Regions from separate parts of the Mus musculus genome. Here region 2 is linked to region 1. The links are chromatin contacts, found by Hi-C in ENCODE. All regions are on one chromosome and are shown on one strand. Each heading gives the region's core, a stretch centred on a gene start or an enhancer-like site at or near the end of the contact. The rest is flanking DNA. Distances are from core to core; before and after follow the strand shown.

Region 1 (3,137 bases), core at 240-2,739:
GTTTGTTTGTGTTTTTAAAGATATTTTGCATTTATTTACTGTGTGTGTGTAGTGGGAAGAGTTAGGATTCAGACTTGGGACAAACAGCTGAGGTGCATTTTTTACAAACCAAAGTGGACTTCATCTCCAGGTTCTCCCATCCTTCCAGCATCCCTTAGTTCCTACCTTGCACCTTGTATACCCACCTGTCTCTCTCTCCCTCTCTGCATTCTCTCTCTCTCCCTCTCTGCATTCTCTCTCTCTCCCTCTCTGCATTCTCTCTCTCTCCCTCTCTGCATTCTCTCTCTCTCTCTCTCCCAGCACATGCACACTCTTTCTCTACCCCCTCCCCTCTGTCTTCCTCCCCATGTCGACTTCCCTGGCCTCCTTCCTTGGGACCAGAGAACCGACCCAAGAGCGGCTTCCCCATAAGCCTGCCTTTGCGTACTTCGATTTGGCTTGAATTGACTCATTTCACCAGCAGAGAATAACTTACCAGGATGCACGTGTGCCGCAGCGCACTTGTGGAAGTCAGAGAACAATTTATGGGAGTTAATTCTCACATGGGTTTTGGGAATGGAACTCTGATCTGATATCAGATTTGGTGGCAAGTGATTTTGCCTGGTGAGCATTCTTGCTAGGTAAACACTCTCCTATAGAGCAATATCCCGAACTGAAAGAGGAAATTGTTTAATTTACTTGTTATGGTGTTTCCAGGAAGGGCTCTTGTATACCAGGTTGGACTCCAATTCACTCTGTGGCTAAAGATGACCTTGAACTCATCTTCCAGCCCTGGTGAGTGCTAGAGTTAAATAGGTGTGAACCACCAAAATTTGTTTTGATACTTTTTTAATCGTTAAATTCAAATAAGTGTATTTATTTTCTTTTTAAAGATTTCCCCTGATAAAACTCTTATAATTTCAGGAATACTGTGTGTGTGTGTGTGTGTGTGTGTGTGTGTGTGTGTGTAGTCTGGGCACAAGACCAATTTCTAAAGATGCTTGATATCTTAACCAAAGTTACCAGCGCAGCGCATATTCAGCGTCATCTCTGAGGTATTAAAAGAGTACAACCAATCCATTCATAAATTTGTGTTTGGGGCCATGCTTAAACTATTCCTCTGGAACTCTCTCTCCTGTGTGTAGATGTGATTTCGTATCAAAAAGGTCCAAGGGATCTACTTGCATCTCGGCTTTTCGTGTGGTAATGTTTTGCTAAGGGTGCACATTTTATTTCGGCTCTTAAAATTAATCGATCATCTACAACTACTGTTGAGTGCGTCTTATTTTTTAGTAAACTGGAACGGAGACATATGGCTTAAATCGTTGCTCTTCCTTAGGAGAGGAAATTCCGTATCTCCCTGCATTTGTTAGCGTATCTATTTTCTATTTAATTCAGTTGAATCTTTCAGCTTCTGGCGGTTACGCGGCTGTCCCGCCCCCATCCATTGGCTGCCTCGGGCAGGCGCGCTCTTGATTGGCTGCCGCTCGCCAAACCCCCGCCGTCCGTCAGAGTTGGCGGGAAAGCGGTGGTGGCGCAGCATGGCGGCTGCGGCGTCCGAGTCGCTGTCCTCCGGTGGCCCCGGGGCCGTGCGGCTGCCGCGCTTGCCGCCACTCAAGGTACTGGCAGGACAGCTGCGGCGGCACGCAGAGGGTGGCCCGGGCGCGTGGCGGCTGTCGCGGGCGGCGGTGGGCCGCGCTCCGCTGGAGCTGGTGGCCGTGTGGATGCAGGGTACCGTGCTGGCGGCGGAAGGCGGCCAGGCCCGGCTGCGCGACTCGAGCGGAGCCTTCTCTGTGCGCGGCCTGGAGCGCGTACCACGCGGCCGGCCCTGCCTCCTCCCAGGTAACGTGGGCGGGACCGGCTCTGCAGGTCCTCCCCGGGGCGGGGCGGGGCGGGGCGGTCCCACCTCCAGGCTCTAGCCCTCCTTCCTGGCCCAGCCCCTGTCAAGTGACTCCCCACCCATCCTCTTGGATGACAGCAACACCTATCCCCGCTTTCTAAGATGTAGGTTCCAGCCGGGCCTGGAGGTACACATCTTCCATCCCAATACTAGGAGTCTGAGGCAGGAGGATGGCAAAGTTCAAAGCCTGACTGAGCTACGAAGTGAGTTTAAGGCCAACGTAAGGCAACTCAGTGAGAGCCTGTCTCAGAACAAAAAGTAAAGAGGGCCTGGGGTGGGAGCACTTCCTAACATTGATGAGTCCTTGGGTTTAACCCAGACAGCGAGAATAGTAAACAAGTACATCTACTAAAACGCCTGTAGGTTCCCGAGGCTATCCCACCTTCCCAGTTTTGAGCCTTGCAATTCTGTGTCACAGTTCTATCCCTGTAGATGTTTTTCTCATTTTTCCCCGTATGTTTTGAAAATAATTTCTCAGGAAATGTCTGCTTGTCTTTTTCTCTGTGTGTGTGTGTGTGTGTGTGTGTGTGTGTGTGTGTGTGTGTTTTTAAGGCAGTGTCTAGCCTAGACTGACCTAAAATTCATTGTGTAGCTTGGACACCCGGGCTTCCTGCTTCCATCTCCTGAGTGCTAGGATTCTAGGCATATGCTGCTCCATCTGGTTCATACGCTGCTGGGAATCAAACTGGGGGCTTTGTGCATGCTACGCAAGCAATCCCAGCCCTAAGTCTGTACTCATATTTTTGTTTGTTTGTTTGTTTGTTTGTTTTTTCGAGACAGGGTTTCTCTGTATAGCCCTGGCTGTCCTGGAACTCACTTTGTAGACCAGGCTGACCTCGAACTCAGAAATCCACCTACCTCTGTCTCCCTAGTACTGGGATTAAAGGCATGTGCCACCACGCCCAGCAGGTTTTCTGAGTCTTAAGAGTTGTTTCTAATACCCTCTAAGGAGATGCTGATATTGCAGGGTTTGAGGCTGCCCTTTGAGCTACTGCAGTTCTTGCACTGTGGTTCTGATAGCTTGACTCTAGCATCTGGTCCAATGCCTGGCACTTGTGTGTTCTGAGAAGCAGATGTTCTGAGACCGGCATCAGGTACCTGGAGCCTCATCTCATTAGGAAACACATATCATACACAGGGCCTCGTGAACTGCGTGGTTGCACCTGTGACCCAGATAGACAAGGCCTGCCTATACTTGACTCTGAAGCTTCAACACAGGCTCCAGGAGACTTCTAAAGGAAGCCTACAGATTCAGCAG
Region 2 (2,741 bases), core at 66-2,565, about 47 Mb after region 1:
GAAGAATCCTCACCCCCCCCCCCACACACACACTTGAAACATTGCTAAGCACTTAAATATAATATACTCTAGAGGCCAGGAAAATGGCTAAGGTAATGACTCCTGTCACCAAACCTGATGACTTGAGTTTGATCCCTGGGACACACATGGTGGAAGGAGAGAACCAGTTCCCAAGAGTTGTCTTCTGACAGTCACATAATCACTGTGCTGTGTATCCATTCATTACCCCCTTGCCCCACATAGATGTAATAAAATAACAATATACTTAAAGGTAATAGTCTGTGATACTCCCCAAAGGAGAAAACTGAATTTGCAAATTGCTATCTTTAGTAGCTATGAAAAAAGCCAAAGAATGGAGGAGAATCTGTTCACAGGAGAGGATGTTCACACAAGTATTGAGTAGTGACAGAATGCAAACCAAGATGCGCAATTATTTCTCATTAAAATGATAAAATACTATGGAATATTAACCAGGTCACAGGAGAAGTATGGAAAAATTCTGGGTCGATTTGAGGGAGACAGATGCTAGGCCTGGGAGCACAGCCCTGCAACCCCAGACAGTTCTGGAGGCAGGGGATTGAAAGTCTGAACTCTGCTGGAGTAACAGTGGGACTTTGTCTCAAAATATAGTATAAAGTGTCGGGGGCAGACCTAAGTGGGAGAATGTTTACATAACACATGAAAGACCCCAAGTTCAATAATCAGTAGTAGTTCTCCCTGTCTCTCCACTCTCTCTTCATACTCCCTCTATTCTCTCTGTCCCTCTCTCTCACACACAGATTTCTTCCATGAGCACTTTATGCAAATGAAGGATTGGCTCCCTCCCTCCCTTCTTGAGGAGATCTTAAAATGTAGCTCCCGCTGGCTTTGAACTCACTTCTGTCCTGGTCCAGTTTCATGACTTGGGATTACAAGCATATGACCCCACACTCAGCTGCAAATAAAGGCATACCACTGTCACTCTTCTCTGCTTATTAGGTTGTTTCTGAGAGCATCTGTCTATCCACCCACCGCTGCAGGCCTCCTGTGATAGAACGGGTCAAGACAGCACACATTATTTGGAAGGATGTATTTATTTCCTCTACAATCACTGGTGCCAATAGGAGGAGGCTGTGAAAATGAACCTCTCTTTCAGCTGTCCACCCTTTACTTCTTTTAGCCTGCTACCCTGGACCTAGGCCACTTTTATCTTGCTGAAACAGCAGAACATCTCTTCTCAAATAGCAAAGCTTCCTTCCAGGGAGCTCTGGTCCTGCCTGTACCTTAGCTGGCTACTTGCTACCAGACAGTGGGAGGTGCTCTCCAGCTGGAATACTGATGATGACCCTGAAGGGAAGCAGGGCACCGTGGCTGGCTGGCCAGGAAGTAGGAAACAGTTTCCAGTCTCCCCAAGACAAGCACCTCAGATTGCAAGCCATGAGCAGGAAAGGCCGGTACATGTGCGTGCATGTCATACAGCCATGTCTTCTAGGCACTGTCTACCCCGTGCTGTCTCGCACCACATTCGGGTTGGATGCCCACACCATCCACACTTCTTTCTCTGCTCTCCATGTACTGGACTAACAGGCATGGATGTAAGTGAGCCTCAGCTGACCACTCTGCCAGGAATGAAGGGCCAGGGAAAGCTGATCTCTCTGCTAACTGGGAGAATTCTCTCTGGCTGGCATCGGAATGCCCTCTCCCCAGAGGCTACACTCGTGCCTACAACAGAGCAATTACTAACCTTGACAGACCTTGGCCTCCACCACAGATCAACAATCTGGGTTTTTACAGCATTCTCAACCACACTTAGGCCAACAGTCCTGTCTACAGTACTCCCATTGCTATCTACCTGTTATTGTTCCCATTCTTCCTGGTCTCTCTACCTTTCCTCTGAGCGCTCGCTCTCCAATCTCTCTGAAAGCACACAGTATACCGCAAACGCACAGCTCTGCTGCTAGGCTGATCTGGGGTCAGTGATTTAAAATGAACCTCCTGAAATAATGGTTTCTCTTTGGCCTTCCATCCTATAAAGTCCACATGACAGTAATTACTCCATGGACTCTGTTGATTAAATATCTAACATGAGCCACACTGCTATAATCGGTCCCTCGAATGTTTACCCGTCTTAGACATAGCACATCTCCTGTTCCATTTGCTGTCAACTGCCCACCCACCAAGGACATACAACCTTTCAATCTCTTAAAGAGTCTCCCCGCCCCGGGGCCATGGAGCCCTCCTTCAATCCTGAGTTGACAGCATTCTTCCAAAGCTGCACTTCCCTTGCCTCCAGAACCTTCCTTTCCGTGAATAAATAGGTCACCACGTCTCATCTCTCAAGGGTTGAGCCATGTGTCCGTGTTCCTTGATGAGTCCTCAACCCTGACACCCATTTACCTCTATTCCTTCTGTAAGAAGGACTTTGGCCACCGAGTCACGGTGTTTTCCTGCCTAGTTCCCTTTCTGTTGGGGCGAACCTCAGTCTGAACATGGATGGTCTTCATAACACCAAGGCTTCAGATTTCCCTACCTCAACATCCTACGGCTGGCATCCTGGGAGGGTTCTACCTTTGTGCTCTTCACACAGTCCACTGTATTTAAGGAAGTGGTTCATATGTCTATCTCATCTCGGTAAACTATGTCTCCATAGATAGAAACTATTTTATTTTATTTTATTTTATTTTATTTTAATCCTTTTTGCTAGGGCAGAGTCTGGTAATGTGGTACAATGTGGACATTTATGAAGGGAGTTTTGGAATGAA

The links. Hi-C counts contacts between places; a loop is a spot of excess contacts on that map.
Region 2: a map of T-helper 2 cell shows a loop between it and region 1 (263-fold over the local background). The contact joins the enhancer-like site here to the promoter of Rmi2 in region 1. A Hi-C loop is called at or near these places in 3 of 37 maps with a recorded cell type or tissue (T-helper 1 cell, T-helper 17 cell and T-helper 2 cell).

Annotation. Positions count from the first base shown.
Region 1 is chr16:10,833,570-10,836,706 of GRCm38, forward strand. Rmi2 (RecQ mediated genome instability 2) reads left to right here and starts at 1,490. Exons shown (of 2, transcript NM_001162932.1): 1 at 1,490-1,821. The coding sequence starts at 1,521. It also overlaps the pseudogene Gm17913.
Region 2 is chr16:57,368,701-57,371,441 of GRCm38, forward strand. All of the region lies in intron 1 of Cmss1 (cms small ribosomal subunit 1), which reads right to left. The region is part of intron 1 of Filip1l (filamin A interacting protein 1-like); the gene reads left to right. Among named protein-coding and RNA genes, the nearest start is that of Filip1l, 17 kb to the left of the region's middle. Within about 2 kb of position 1,316, at least 1 of the 3 ENCODE cell types and tissues checked has a DNase peak (open chromatin) inside an H3K27ac peak, as active enhancers do.